Linked DNA regions of Homo sapiens: regions 1, 2 and 4 are each linked to region 3. The links are chromatin contacts, found by Hi-C or POLR2A ChIA-PET in ENCODE. All regions are on one chromosome and are shown on one strand. The core of a region is the stretch at or near the end of the contact, and the rest is flanking DNA. Distances in the headings are between cores, read along the strand shown. Region 1 holds the start of PLXNA4-AS2 (PLXNA4 antisense RNA 2). Region 2 overlaps PLXNA4 (plexin A4). Region 3 holds the start of PLXNA4 (plexin A4). Region 4 has its middle 190 kb from the start of PLXNA4-AS2.

Evidence for each region. A loop is a pair of places that touch in the nucleus more often than their neighbours do. ChIA-PET counts read pairs that join two places held with the same protein, here RNA polymerase II (POLR2A). Pooled maps may share reads with other maps.
Region 1: a loop to region 3 is called in a pooled map, with 2.3 times the contacts of the local background. The contact joins the promoter of PLXNA4-AS2 here to the promoter of PLXNA4 in region 3. A Hi-C loop is called at or near these places in 1 of 168 maps with a recorded cell type or tissue (sigmoid colon) and 6 of 50 pooled maps. POLR2A ChIA-PET finds 5 or more read pairs at or near these places in 1 of 52 experiments (HEK293).
Region 2: a loop to region 3 is called in a map of ascending aorta, with 3 times the contacts of the local background. The contact joins the enhancer-like site here to the promoter of PLXNA4 in region 3. A Hi-C loop is called at or near these places in 3 of 168 maps with a recorded cell type or tissue (ascending aorta, endothelial cell of umbilical vein and heart left ventricle) and 6 of 50 pooled maps.
Region 4: a loop to region 3 is called in a map of cardiac septum, with 4 times the contacts of the local background. The contact joins the enhancer-like site here to the promoter of PLXNA4 in region 3. A Hi-C loop is called at or near these places in 2 of 168 maps with a recorded cell type or tissue (cardiac septum and endothelial cell of umbilical vein) and 4 of 50 pooled maps.

What each region holds. Positions count from the first base shown.
Region 1 is chr7:132,258,637-132,262,263 of GRCh38, reverse strand. It overlaps PLXNA4-AS2 (PLXNA4 antisense RNA 2), which reads right to left and starts at 1,403. Exons shown (of 3, transcript NR_134565.1): 1 at 1,362-1,403; 2 at 696-903. All of the region lies in intron 4 of PLXNA4 (plexin A4), which reads left to right.
Region 2 is chr7:132,143,776-132,147,186 of GRCh38, reverse strand. PLXNA4 (plexin A4) reads left to right here. Exons shown (of 32, transcript NM_020911.2): 28 at 487-677; 29 at 1,899-2,068. Among named protein-coding and RNA genes, the nearest start is that of PLXNA4-AS2, 120 kb to the left of the region's middle. Within about 2 kb of position 1,591, at least 2 of the 41 ENCODE cell types and tissues checked have a DNase peak (open chromatin) inside an H3K27ac peak, as active enhancers do.
Region 3 is chr7:132,575,200-132,579,042 of GRCh38, reverse strand. It overlaps PLXNA4 (plexin A4), which reads left to right and starts at 2,573. Exons shown (of 32, transcript NM_020911.2): 1 at 2,573-2,621. RefSeq lists enhancers at 2,134-3,111, 3,112-3,843.
Region 4 is chr7:132,064,517-132,068,333 of GRCh38, reverse strand. No RefSeq gene overlaps it. Among named protein-coding and RNA genes, the nearest start is that of PLXNA4-AS2, 190 kb to the left of the region's middle. Within about 2 kb of position 1,478, at least 16 of the 41 ENCODE cell types and tissues checked have a DNase peak (open chromatin) inside an H3K27ac peak, as active enhancers do.

The DNA of each region.
Region 1 (3,627 bases), core at 154-2,653, 320 kb after region 3:
AGTGACTTATGAGCTTGGTTCCAGGTGTAACCTTCTCCCCACCACCAAGCCGAGCCAGAATGATTTATTGATACAGTAAACGGATTTTTATAATTAAAATTGATTTTCAGTTTTAGCCTGGTCTGGAAGGGCTGGGTCAAGTTCAAGAAGGGAAAGGGGGGCAACCCGGGGAAAGGAAGGGAAATGTACTCTCAATTTCCCATATATCTTGGATTGTTAGAGCAGGAAGGAGCCTCTCATTTTACAGCTGAGAAAACGGCAGCCCTGAGAGGTTGATCTATTTGGTCAACCTCTGCTGGTGAAGTAAGGCAGAGCTGAGATTGGTTTTGGGTCTCCTGGATCTCTGAGATACACTCATTTCCCTGGGACTGTGTGTGTAGGTGCTCACAGAGCCACAGTATACTGTTGTGTAGGTTGGTCACTGCACAAGGACTCCTCACCAAGGGGCTGAGTAGGGGCTGAAATCTAGCCATGTCTTGTGCACTAGGGCAGAGTGGCTGCTACCCAGAGGATGTGCTCGGAGGCACCATCTGGAACTGTTTCTTTTAGTGGACTGCTCGAGGCTGGCCGGCAGCTGCCCGGGTCCTGAAGGGCTGTGCCCATCTGACCCACTCCCATCATTCAGTGCCTGGGGGCTATGCTGGGGATGTTTATTGACAGCCCCTGGTGGGCTTTGCTGCAGACAGTGGAAATACCTTGGGGTGTGGCTTGTCCAGCCTAGCATCATTCATCAGGCAGAGAACTGGTGACACTGGCAGCAGCAGACACTAATTGATAAATAGTGTGGTGTGTCTGCATTTTCACGCACAGATGGGCCTGGGCACATCTGGATTGCGCTGGTGCTTCTGGCACTCCCACATGTGCACACACTGCCCTTGTTCAGTCCCTGCAGGAAAAGCACAGCTAGGAGAGAGAAAGTGAGTTCGTGTCCGTTGCCAAATTTTACTGAGTAGCCTTTTTCTGTTCCAGCCCACTGCAGGCATCGCAGCCGCAGGACTCTGCATCCTTCCCAACCTTGGCTCTCCACATTGGGTCCCTCAGCCTTTGCAGCAGCCCCAGTACTGGTGGCAGTTCTGCTCCTTCCCCTTCTTCCATGTCCCCTGGGCATGTCAGATTTGGCCGTGTGAGAGCAAGGAAGGACATTTGAATGTAGGTGTATTCATTAAAGGAATGATAAAACAGTAGTATACTGCCTGTTTTCTAACTTACTATTTTTGAATAGACTATTTTTTAGAGCAGTTTTAGGTTCACAGCAAATTTGAGCAGAAAGAGGTCCTATAAACCCCCTGCCTCCTCCCACTGTCCACCACTATCAACATTCCCAACCAGAGTGGTCCCTTTGTTACAATCAATGAACCTACATTGACATATCATTATCATCCAGAGTCCACAGTCTTTGGTAGGGCTCACTCTGGGGTTGTACATCCTATGGGTTTGGACAAATGTGTAATGACAGGTATCCACCATTATGATATCATACAGAGGAGTTTCACTGCCCTAAAAATTCTCTGTGCTCTGCCCATTCATCCCTCTCCACTCCCACAACCCCGTCCAACCCCTGAAAACCACAGATCCTTTTTTTTTTTTTAATTTTTATTTTAGGTTCAACACATGTATGTGCAAGTTTGTTGCATGGGTAAATCGCGTGTCGCTGAAGTTTGGTGTACAAATGATCCCACCACCCAGGTAGTGAGCATAGTACCAGATAGACAGTTTTTCAACCCTCAGCCCCCTTTCATCCTCCCCACTCTAGTACTCCCTGGCGTCTGTTGTTCCCGTCTTTATCTTTATGTTCCCATGTGTACTCACTGTTTAGTTCTCACCTATTAGTGGGAACATACAGTATTTCATTCTCTGTTCCTGCATTAATTTGCTTAGGATAACGGCCTCCAGTTGCATCCACGTGGCTGTAAAAAGCATGATCTCATTCTTTATTATGAGTACATAGTACTCCACGGTATCTATATACCACATTTTCTTTATCCAGTCTTCCATTGATGGGCATCCAGGTTGACTCCATGTCTTTGCTATTGTGAGCAGTACTTCGATAAACATACGAGTGCAGGTCTTTTTGGTAGAACAATTTATTTTTCTTTGGGTTGATACCTAGTAATGGGATTGCTAGGTTGAATGGCAGTTCTGTTTTAAGTTCTTTGAGAACTCTCCAAACTGGTTTCCACAGGGGCTGAACTAATTTACACTCCCACCGATAGTGCATCAGTGTCCTTTTTCCTCCACAACCTCTCCATCTGTTATTTTTTGTCTTTTTAATAATAGCCTTTCTGACAGGTATGAGATTATATCTCATTGAACCACAGGTCTTTCTAGTGTCTCCATAGTTTTTGCCTTTTCCAGGTCATATAGTTGGAATCACACAATGTAGGCTTTTCAGATTGGCTTCTTTCATTTAATAATATGCATTTTAGGTTCCTCCATATCTCCTCATGGCTTGATAGCTCATTCCTTCTTAGAACTGAATAATATTCCATTGTCTGGATGTACCACACCATTTATTTATCCATCGCCTACTGAAGGGCACCTTGTTCGCTTCCAAGTGTTGGCAATTATGAATAACATTGCTATAAACATCTGTGTGCAGGTCTCATTTGGTGGGTAGTGGATGGACCGCCCCTCACTATAGAAGAACCAAGATGCACAAAGGCTTCAGTGAGTCCAGTCTGGCTGGAGGGCCTTGGGAATGCACACCTTATCCCACAGGTACCGAGCCCTGGAGGTTTGAAGGGAATACCATGGGCTGGTTTTCTTTTGCTTTTCTTTTTTCCTTTTTTCTTTTTTTTTTTTTTTTTTTTTTTTTTTTTTTTTTTTTGAGTTGGAGTTTTGCTCTTGTTGCCCAGGCTGGAGTGCAGTGACACCATCTTGGCTCACTGCAACCTCTGTCTCCTGGGTTCAAGTGATTATCCTGCCTCAGCCTCCCAAGTAGCTGGGATTACAGGTGCGTGCCACCACACCCAGCTAGATGGGCTGGTTTTCTAAGCCATGATCTCTGAGTGATATTCCCAGCTGTACTGAGAAATAAGTCTGAGCCTGCAGACTCTCTGTAGATGGAGGGTCCATCCAAGCTTTCTGTGCTATTCATTTAGGGTATCCTAAGAACTCTAAACCCTGAAGTGGCTCAATACTGTCTGCTAGGGATGGAGGAGGGACCTCTTTAGAAGCTAAGTCACCAAGAGATGTAAAGAATGCTCCTAGCTATTTGTTTTTGTAATTATGATTAGATTACCGTGGCACACAAGCAATAAATTAGGGCAACAGTACCAGTAAACACAGTTTAATGTTGCATCAAACCCTTTCATAAGTCATGTCTGATTATATTTAATGATGTTATTCTTATTATTTTTCTTCAAATTGGATGTAACTGGCAAACACATAGCATAAATATCTGCATTGAGTGGTTATATCCAATAAAAGTTTGGATTAGGCAACTAAGTTTTTACCCAACTCTGGGATTCTTTGGTCCTAGAATTAGGTTAGTGCAGCCAACCTACGCTTTCATAGTTATTTTTGTCTTCTTCCCAGGTGTTTTCCTGGATCTGGGGTCTGGATGGGTGTGGGTGGTTTCTCCAAGCATCACAAAAGGTCTAAGCATAGCTCCTACAGAATTGTGCA
Region 2 (3,411 bases), core at 342-2,841, 430 kb after region 3:
TAAACAGGAATAATTGGCGCAGGCCAGAGGGGAGGACAGACGAAGGTGAGCAGGTTACCCAGTGATTACTCATCCGATCAGCGGTTATTGAGGGAGACAGGCTACCTGCTCTTAAGTATGTACTTAATTGGCTGCACAGAACACATCCTGAGACGTGACTTGAGAACTCTTACAAGGAAAAGCATTAAAAAAGTACAGGCTTATATTTTTACAAATTGAATAATTAAGGGTTGACACGATGCAGAGTACAGGAAGAAGGGGGAGATCTGAGTGGGTAGAATTAGCCACAGATAGTTTCCTGGAGGTGGTGAGAAAGGCATCCCAGTTTCAGGGAATGCACCAAACCAAGGCAAGGTGACAGCACCGACCAATGGCAGGAATGATCAGACAGTCGTTGGCTTCTGCCGGAGCAAGGGATGCATGGTAAGTGATGGGCTAAGGCTGTGTGGCCTCACATATGTCGGGGGGTGATCCTTGCCTTGGCAGAAAACATGATCCGGTACACGGGCAGCCCCGACAGCCTCCGCTCACGGACACCTATGATCACTCCTGACCTGGAGAGTGGAGTCAAGATGTGGCACCTAGTGAAGAACCACGAGCACGGAGACCAGAAGGAGGGGGACCGGGGGAGCAAGATGGTGTCTGAAATCTACCTGACCCGACTCCTGGCCACTAAGGTATCAGACTTGAGAACTGGGTGCAGGGAGCCCAGAGGCTATGGAGAGGGACTTCATCAGCCCACAGAAATGCCAGAGTAGCCAGTACCCAGCATTCATGCTGGTGCCCACTCTATTACCCACCCCAGGAGGCACTGCTGACCATTCCCCGTACCGAACCTCAGAATCCTTCTCAATCCAGAACTCCAGGCAAACCCTGCCAATACATCAGTGTTGGCATGCAATCTGAAGATTTGTTTCTACCCCTTCTCCATGCCCTTCTGAAATACTGAGACTCTAACTGCCTCTTTTCACATTCTTCTGCCATGCCTTATAAAAGAATGATTTCTTCTCTGTGGTATCATCTACAATCTCAAGTTGGGGAAGTCGGGGCTCCATCACGACTTCCCAGGCACCATATCTTTTCTTTTTTTTTTTTTTTTTTTTTTTTGAGACAGAGTCTTGTTCTGTCACCCAGGCTGAAGTGCAGTGGTGCAATCTCTGCTCACTGCAACCTCCTCCTCCCAGGTTCAAACAATCCTCCTGCCTCCCAAGTAGCTGAAACTACAAGCATGCACCACCACGCCTGGCTAATTTTTTTTTTTTTTTTTTTTTGTATTTTTAGTAGAGGTGGGGTTTCACCATGTTGGCCAGGCTGGTCTTAAACTCCTGGCCTCAAATGATCCGTCCGCCTCAGCCTCCCAGAAGTTGGGATTACAGGCATGAGCCACCGTGTCTGGCCTCCGGCACCATTTCTAATCCTGGTTCTGGGGACGTTGCTTGCCTGCAGTGCTAGTCTTTCACTCCTGAGACTGGGCTCAGCTCTGCTCTCTGCAGAGCCAAGTGAGTCACTGTTCATTAGCCAGTGTGAGTAATGCCCAAACAAAGCCAGCAGATTGTGTTTGTCTGCTCTGACCAAGTGAGTGTTCATTAGCATTTGTGAAAAGTGCTAAAATAACACCGCCAGAGGGTGTTCAACCAAACCGTGTTGTTGGCAGAGGAAGCCTTACGTAGGTCCAGTCATCAGTGTTATATCTCTTTTCCATGTGCAGGGGAAATTTAAAGCTGTTAGAGACAGATGAAATGGGAAAAAATGATTTAATGCATGGACTTACCCAATTTTACCCAAGTAGGGTGGGCTGTATACCATCCTCCCCTGCCTAGGTCTGTGAGGCAGGTTTTAAAAGCCATCCTCAGAACTACGTGAGTCGAGCTGTGTCTGGACGTATCCTGCCTCTCCAGGGCACACTGCAGAAGTTTGTGGATGACCTCTTTGAGACCATCTTCAGCACGGCACACCGTGGCTCTGCCCTGCCCCTGGCCATCAAGTACATGTTTGACTTCCTGGATGAGCAGGCTGATAAACATGGCATTCATGACCCGCACGTCCGCCATACCTGGAAGAGCAATTGGTGAGTGAAGGGAGGGCAGGGGGCACATCGGGAGCCCTGAGCCCACCCAGCCTCAAGTTAATGGTGGTGGGACTCTGGGCCTCCAGGAGAAGGGCTGGCCAGAGCCTGTTTTCATCAGCAGGGACTCTGAGCAGGCACATTCTCTGGTCCTCCCCATCCACTCTTCCTAGATTTTTGTGCTCACTCCCTCTCTTACTTCCCTCTAGTCAAATCTGTCTGTGCATCTTTCTTTCCTATCACTTAGTCAGTTAACAAACATTTATTGAACCAGCTGAAGAAGCAAGAAAAATATGCCAAATGTCACGGCCAGGACACTCTCCCATCCAAGTACCTCCTGGGTGCCTGTGATTATGCTAGACACGGGGCTAATCAGACATGGCCCCTGCCCTCAATGAACTGACAGATGAGGGTGAGAGGCAAGGAAGTCTGCTGGTGTGGGACAAATGCTATGGAAGATGGAGGATGTGTCGTGTGCAACCAGATCTTAGAAGGGCAATGTCTAACAGTGACTTGCAAGCAGTTTTGAAACACACTTAGGAACCAGCCAGGTGAACAAAGGGCATTCCTATTCTATTCAAGCAATTGCTCTCTTCTCTTTTCCAAGCTCTGTGTGGTGAAGAGACCTGCCCTTAACCACTATGTCTTCCTTTGAGACAACAGGATTCTCCAAGTACTAATTGACACTCTAGGTGTTCTCCCCTATGATCCCCTCTCTCCTTTTAACATGGATCATCCTTCCTTTCACTTGTGAGTAATTTGTATTTCAGGTTGAAATTTCAAGATCGCACATCAGTATTCAGCACTTAGTACGGAAGCTTGCATAAAGCTGGGTCTCAATAATTATTGATGAGATGCAGAGCCAAGGTGGTCTCTGGTTGAGAGCTCTACCTGAGGCAAAGCTGGCTTATCCTTTGTCCCATTGCTTCCAGAACTGCCTCCCTGTAGCTTTTCCAGATCTTCTTCCCCAGATCATTCTTCTGAGGCAGTGTGGGCCTGTTGCCCGCACCAACAACTGCTAGGATGGGCAAAGCATTAGGGCTCAGCGAAGCACCCTGGCACCTAGCCCTGGGCCCCAAAGCAATGCACAGATGAAGGCAGAAGTCAGGCTTTGGTACCAAAACTGTATTCAATGTAGTATACTCTGGCTCCTCATCCTCTTCACCGGGAGAAGAGACTATCCCTGCTGAATATGAAAAACCAGGTAGGAACCAAGGTTGAGACCACAGAACCAAAGCATGGGGTTTGCTCCCATATTAACTCCTAGTGAGAGAAGACCTTCGTTCTGGGGTTCTTCCAACCTTTCTGAAATAAGACTCAAAAATCTAGATTGCTCACTCAGTGTA
Region 3 (3,843 bases), core at 1,324-3,823:
TGGCCTTGTGCTAATCCCAGTCTTGCAGAGAGAGGCATTTGGCCCTGGGCTTCCTCCACCCTGGAAGGATGTTCAAGAGGCAGTAGCATTGAGTGATTTTGTTATGTGTGTCTCTGGACTTCTGAAACTAACCTGATATTGTGTGCTTTATCTAGAGTCTGGGATTCAGGGTTTCTGGGAAGAGTGGAGTCAGATCAATGTATTCATGTAAGCTTAATAAGATAACTCCTTGCTGCTTTCTGGGCCATGCAAGACTCAGCAGAGAACCAGAGACTAAAAGGGCTCCACGCTGTCTCCTGGAATATCCTTTAACCAAAGAATCAAACATGTGGTTTCCTCCTCATTCTGGCTTGGTTCATCTTCTCATTGGTGAGAGCAAAGTTTCAGCAGGGTCCTCTCTGGGTGGGCCAAGCCTGACCTATATGTGCCGCTCACCTTGGGGCTTGTTTAAGCTGTCATCTCACAGCTCCTTTCAAAGGCTCCCCAATTCACACAACTTCGATTTCTGTGAGAATATAACCCCTATAGGGAGGTATAGGCATTTAAGCCATTATCAGTCATGTCCACCTAATAAGGAGGCTCTGAGATGTTTCGATGGGAGGGACAGTAATGGGCGGGAGTTTCTGGGTGTGAGGACAGTGAAAACTAAAGAAGGGACAGGAGAGAGGAGGCCAAGAGCCATGGGCTCCTTTAGAGGGTCGTCCTTGCTGGTTGCCTATCCCAGGGAATGCTTACTGGACTCTGCTGAAGGTGCCACTTCCCTCAGACTATGGTGGGAGCGGGTATGAGGATGAGGGTGGCATGCACAGAGTTGAGTTAACAGGTGTGGGAATCCCTTCGGTTTCTCTTGGTGGGTGGGCCCATTCCTAGGGGGATCTAGGCAGAGGTTTGGGAGGTAGTGCCACCCACTCCCCATCTTCACTGCCTAAACCAGAGCTACATGGTGATTTCTTTCTTTGGGCTTCAGAAACCACCCTGATGTTGGCATGGTCTGTTCTGGATGTAGTCTAGGATCTAGGGTTTCAGAGAAGAGAGGAGCCAGGAGAGCCGCTCAGTATAAACATGAATGGAAAAGTCAGGTTACCAAGCCAGCTCTGGGGCACTGGCCACTCATGTTCTCTCGTGCGGGCCTTGTGCCCTCAGTGTCCTCGGCCTCCTTGGGTGCCATGTGGGGGTGACTTGGTGGGGTGTTGGGAGGGGTTCTGACTAGCAATGGGTGTATGCCTCAGAGTCAGTGTGCGCTTGTGTCAGCTCTGAGCACCTGAGGGTCCCTCCGACGGCCAGCGCCCAGAGCTGCAAATTCCGAGGCGGCTGAGCGCCTCCCTCTGAGCGCGCGCCGTGCGCTCCGGTCACCCATGTATGCCCCTCTCTCCGCCCCACATCGCCACCGCCAGGGTAGCTCCGTGCGGGCCGAGGGGACCCAGGGGGGTGTCGGCAAACGTTGGTGCGGAGGAGAGCCGGCAAGCCGGGCGGCGGCGGGTGGGAGCATGTAGGGAGGCGCCCCCTGCCCCCTCTGCCGGCCGCTCTCCCTCGCTCTAGATGTCAGCCGCGAGCTCCGAGCCAGCGAGAGCGAGCCAGAGAGGGAGCGGCGGCGGGCGGCGGGCGGCAGGGAGGAGAGGAGGCGAGGCGAGGGAGGGAGGAAGGGAAGCAGGGAGGGCGGGAGGGAGGAGAGGAGGACCCAGAGAGCGCCAGGCAGCTGGAGTTTTTGCAGCGCTTGGCCGGGCTTCAATGCACAGCAGCAGCGAGCCGCGGCGGCAGCAGGCAGCCCGGGAGCTCCGGCGGCGGCCGAGCCAGCGGCGGCCCCGCTCCCTGCCCCCTGCAAACTTTGCGAGCAGCCCGCCCGGGGGGCCGGGGGCGCGCCCGGGAGGCCCGGCTCGGCCCGCGGCCGAGCTCTCCGCCGCCGCAGCGCCAGCCGCCGCAGCCACCACCGCCGCAGCCCCGCGCCTCCCCGGGGAGCAGCCGGCGGCTCCCGCGGCCCCCCAGCCCCGGCCCCAGGGCACTGCCCGGCGAGTGTCTCGGCAAGGGTGGGGGCTGCCGCGGCGCGGCCGGCCGCGGGCTGCCGGGGGGCGGCCGCCGCTACCCAGAGAGGCGCGCAGAGGCGCCGAGAGCGCTCCCCGGCGGGTCCCCCGCGCACTCGCCGCGCCCGGGCAGCGGCCCGACCGGGCGAGCATGGGCGGCGCGGAGTGACGCCGCTGTGCCCGCTTGGCATCAAGGACATTCAGCCCGCGGGGGTGGGGACGAAGGGGGGCAGCCCGGCGTCGCCACCGCAGCCCCCGAGAGCCGCCGCCGCTGCTCGGGCTCCGGGGCTGGGTGGAGGAAAGGGGTGTTCGGAATCGATCCCCATTTTCCGACCTTTTTGTTGGACATTACGCCCACCTTGGACGCCGCAAGAGAAGCTGTCAAGCCCCGCAGGCTCTGATTCGGCGCCCTCCGCGTTCCTCGGCTGCTCCCGGCTTCCCTGTGCCTCGGTGGAGTATTTGCGTTCGGGGCTGGGGCTGGAGGAGGCAGCCACACGCGCGCACACGCACACGTTCAGAGGAGGGCGAGAGGCAGCGGCATAGGCTCCATCTGCAGTGTCAATGCGGCGCTCCCGCTGAAGGAGGGAAACGCGGCGCGTCCAGGTAAGGAGCCGGCCCGCCGGGGAGTGGGGCCGGGCGGGCGGCGAGGGCAGCAAGGTCGGACAGACCTGGGCCGACCCGGGAGTCCTCAGTGTCCCGGAGCCAGCCCGCGGCACACGCACACGCACACACGCAGGCACACACACAGATCCACACCGGCACACACGGCGCTCGCGCACCTGCCCACGTCCCACCTGGACGCCCGCGGAGGTGCAGCGGCCGGAGCAGGGATTTCCCGGGTGTGTTCTCCTCTCACGCTCCTGGACTCAGACTTCTCTTTCCCGGGACTTTCGGGGTGGGATTCTGTGTATTCCCGGCTCTGCCTCCCACCCGGGGAGGTTGAGGGAGCAATTTTTCAGCTCCCAGCCCCTTTCGTCCCTAGCTGGGCTTTAAAATGGGAGAAGTCCTGAGAGGTTTCCGGAGACCTACCCAGTGTCATCGCGGCCCCGTGGCCTTTGGACACCCTGGGATTTCAACGGGAGACAGACCCACAGATATTCGGACGCATATTTGGAGAGAGTGGTGGCCCAGCGCCCGGGGAGGAGGCCAGATAGGCGGTTGGGGCTGCAGTTCTGTAGGGCGGCGCATATGAAACAGACACTGCGTTTCCCCAGTAAGAGGCAGCACAAACGCCTTTCTGAAGCGTGGCACTGCTTCCCCGGGAATGCGCCGAGATTTCAGGCAGAAAGCGGCTTAAAGCATCGCCGCGTATGTTGCTTGTCTAGGGAAGGTACGGGGGTCAGATCCTCCTTAAAAGGTAAGACCTTATTCACAGCCTCAGTGCCTGCTTAGCAGCAAGCAGACAGGACTTGGAGACACAGGACTTGGGTCCCCTCTCACCTCCCTACCCTCCCTGGGCACATGGGGCTGCCTTCCCCGGTGCCTCCGGCTGGCGAACACCTGTCACATGCCTTTCGTGGTGTGTGTCTGAGAAAGAGAACTAGAAGGGGGAAGCACGAGGGATATAGTCCTCCAAAAGAGGAGGCTCCCCTCCCTCACGACCGTGGCGGCACTGCCCACCGGAGAAGGCAAGGCATTCGTGGGTCTGCCAGCGTCCCCCAGAGCCCAAGCCTGCTCCGATTGTAGAATCACTCCCCAGACGCCCGTGCTTTAAGGTCCTATTTCCCGAAAGCATTTTCATTCTTGTTCTCTCTGGCTGGAATTTCACAGGCTGCTCATTTTAACTTTTTCTGGAGGAGGTAGGAAGTGGCTGGGGTTCTAAGAG
Region 4 (3,817 bases), core at 229-2,728, 510 kb after region 3:
GGCAAAACAGGAATCCTTCTGGGAATATCTGGGTGTTTCATGGCCCACGTACAAGGTGGGGGGTACAGGTGCATAGGAACACCAAGAGTTCTGCCTCATTCTCACTCCCTTTGCAACACCCACTGTTACAAGGCAAAGGCATCATTTGGGAGAGCTGAGGAGCCAAAGACACGTTTTGTTCAATGGCTCTGATTTGCCCTTGTCCACACTTTGGCCGTGGTCTCTTCCCATGCATCTACCCAGGCCTGTGTCTCTGGTCCTGAGAGAACCTTCTGATCCTTCCACTGATCCCCAGACCAATCTGAATTCAGTGGCGAGCTCTGAATCAGCACAGAAAAATGGATGATTCTTGAGGAGGGAGAGAGGACGAGGGGGAGGCAGCCTGAGGTAGTGCTAAAATCGTGGGTCAGCCTCTGCATGGTCTGGGCTCCATGTCTAGCTCTGCCACTCACTAGGTATGTGGGACTTCACTGGCCTCAGTTCACTCATCTATAAAGAACATGAGGCCAGGCACAGTGGTTCACACCTGTAATCCTAGCACTTTGGGAAGCCAAGGCTGGCAGATCCCTTGAGGCCTGGAGTTCAAGACCAGCCTGGCCAACATAGTGAAACCCTGTATCTACTAAAAAGACCAAAAAAAATTAGCCAGGTGTAGTGGTGCAGCTATAGTCAGTCCCAGCTATTTGGGAGGATGAGGCAGGAGAATTGCTTGAACCTGGGAGGTGGAGGTTGCAGTGAGCTGAGATCACGCCACTGCACTCCAGCTTGAGTGACAGAGCAAGACTTTGTCTCAAAAACTAAAATAAAATAAAGGAGATGATACTGCTACTTAGCTCATATGACTGGTGTGAGCACAATATGAATTCCTATCCCAAAATAACAGCTAGGAGGTGAATGCCGTTCATAGTGAGTACTTGGTGAGTGGTCTGGTCCAGGACAGCCCTTGCATTCTGTCCTTGAAACTGACACCCACTGCCCTTGAAGGGGAAAAAGGAGAGCCATAGTATTCAAGGACAGCAGTAAGACCTCCATCAAGTGGCTGAAATGCTGTGTGTACAGGACCGTGCAGGGAGTGGCAACAGTTCAAACAAACCGAATTTTAAAGAAGAAACCAGAACAGGGAGTGATCGCAGGAAGACCAGAGCCAAATTTTCCCTGGGAATTGGGGGTGTCTGCATGCCATTTATTTGATGACTGTCCCTTGCCGAGGGGTCGCCTGGCTGCTCCACCGTGGGCGGCCGAGGAGGCTCCTGCTGGGCTCCACTCTGGCTGCTCTGAGGGCCCAATGCAGCCATCTCCCTGGGCTCTTTGCCAGTAACGGTTTTTCTCCTAAGAACTTTTAAGCACCTCCAAGACAGACTTTGTAACTCATATAATGGATGGGAGAGCTGAGACAGGCAGCTTCAACTTGCTCAAAGTCACAGCGTGAGTCTGCATTGGGCCTGAGGCCAGAACTTCCACTCCGCATGCTGTCCCGAGGTTCCCCCGCCAGGACCCTGCTCCCGTCTGCCTGTCTGCTTCACCGCCACCCCCAACATGCATTTCTCCAGTCTAATAAGGCTGCCCCTGCTCTTTGGCTCTGCTTACTTTAATATACACATAGATTACAGCTACATTAAAGGAGCCTGCAAATACCAAAGCAGAACTAAAGCAATTATTATAATGCAGCCTTAACAGCAGCTGTAATGAGACAGAATTAAAAATGTGCCAGCATAATCACAATTCACTGTTCCCAACGACCTTCCAGAACCGCTTTCATTTGGAAAGTAACATCCAGTCCTGAACTGTCAGATGGAAGGGAAAAATTCAATTGTGCCTCCCCGTGTGGCCAGGTCCCTGGCTACCAGTACTAGCTCTTCCATACAAAGGCATCTGTCCCCCTGGCCTGTGCTATGTGGTATTAGCCATTTGCTCAGTGGGGCACAGGGGGAAGGCTGGGTGCTCCTTTGATGGTACCAAGGCTGGCTTATTTCTCTCCTTCTTTGTCACTGGATCTGCCTGTTACACACTGGAGCGAATTCCAGTCTGATCCCCATGGTGCCTGGCTCATGGCATGCACTATGTGTTACAGACAATACCAGTTCACACTTAATATTATTTCCGCTGATCCCCACAATAACCCTGAAAGGCTGGCTCTATCATTTTCCCTATTTTATGACCAAATAAACAAAGACTTATGGAAGGTAAATAACCACTCAAAACCACACCTAGTGGGCAGAAAAGCCAGGACTCCAATCCCTGTCTTCAGACTCCAGACCACAAATTCTTATCCTGATTTTATGGAGCTGATATTCTAATAGAAGGAAAAGAGAAATCAATTTGAATTGGTCTTACATGACTTCATTTTGATGCAAGGGGCAAGGCAGGGGAGGGGAAAGTGGAGGGTGAAATGAGGGAAGGAGACAGAAAGCACAGCCTGCCTGGAGAGGCCATTCCTGCCAGTGAGTCATGGGCATCCACATAGCAGAAGCGTTTAATCATCTTTCTTTCTCTGGTTCAGAGGAGAGAACAGAAATAAGAAGGCAAAGTGCCCGGAAATGAAGGAGCCAGTGGGGGAGGATGTAGAGAAGGGAGGGGCTCCCCTCCCCGAGGATGCTCAGGAGGAAACACTCATACTCAGCGATTTTGCCCAGCCTGCCCCAAGACCAAACCAAGCCTCTGGTTCCTCCACCAAAGGCAAACCTGGCCATGCCCTTCAGAGCATGCTCAGTTCCCTCAAGAGGCAGAGATGGGGAAGTTCCCAGCACTTTATTAGCGCTTGCTTTGCCAGAATTGCCTTAACATCTCTCCATGTGAGATAGTTTCCATCTCACCCAGCTGGACCAGGAGCAGGCACAGGGAAGACAAGTGAGGAAGAGGAGACAGCTCCTCTATCTTCCTCCCAGCCAAGCTAGGCCGTGACTCTGGGCAGCCAGCCTTTCTTCTTCCCCAAGCTGCAGGCAGGTGGAACCCTACAGCACTGGTGCTGAGGGCGATGACCTGAGAATTCTGGCTCTAGAAGCCCCACAGCCTCGAATGCCTTCTGATGTGTTGCTCTAATGTTGGGAGGTCAGAATGTCTTTAACCAGCCAGCCTGGGCCTCCAGAGAGGGTCTTGAGCCCCAACCTTCAACAACTACCAAAATCCTGTTTACCACCCACCTAATGAACTTCATGAACCATGGCTTCCCCTCCTGGAGTGAGCAATGGTAACAAAGCATCTTAGAGTTTGACAACAATCACAGGTAGGTTTATGCCATTTCCAGGAATCTGGCTCTACAAGGTCATTATGAAACTCAATTATTTGTCACACTAGGATGGCTGGTCCCCAATGTGTCCTGCCTCCCAGGTAGGCGGGGCCTCAGAATCCAACTGCAAATGATGGCATCACTGTTTGTCTTTGCTGGGAATAAGAGTCATTAAGAGAAGCCACCTGTACTTCTTTCTTAGGGGCTGCCATCCCCTCTGTCTGTGAAAGTCCCACCTCCACCGCCGTTCCCATTTTATAGAGACAGACATGTGTCTGATTCTGAGACTCAAGTAGAGTAGGATGATGTGCGATAGTTACTGCTATTGTAAAACAAGTGGGTAGGGGAAGTCTGGGAGAGCCTGGGAGGGCAGAGTGTCCCCAGGAGGAGAAGCCTCTGCTCCTCCTGAGTGACAGGACAGACATGACCACAGCCATGGCAGGTCTCACTCCCAACTTGATGAGCTTTCTTAGAAGGCTAAGATGAGCTTTCTTAGAAGCCTGAGATCTTGGGAATACAAACATGAAGGGATGAGGAGCAAGTGAGAAAAGAAATGGGGGAAGTGGCTGAGGATTTTCTTGTCTACTTTCC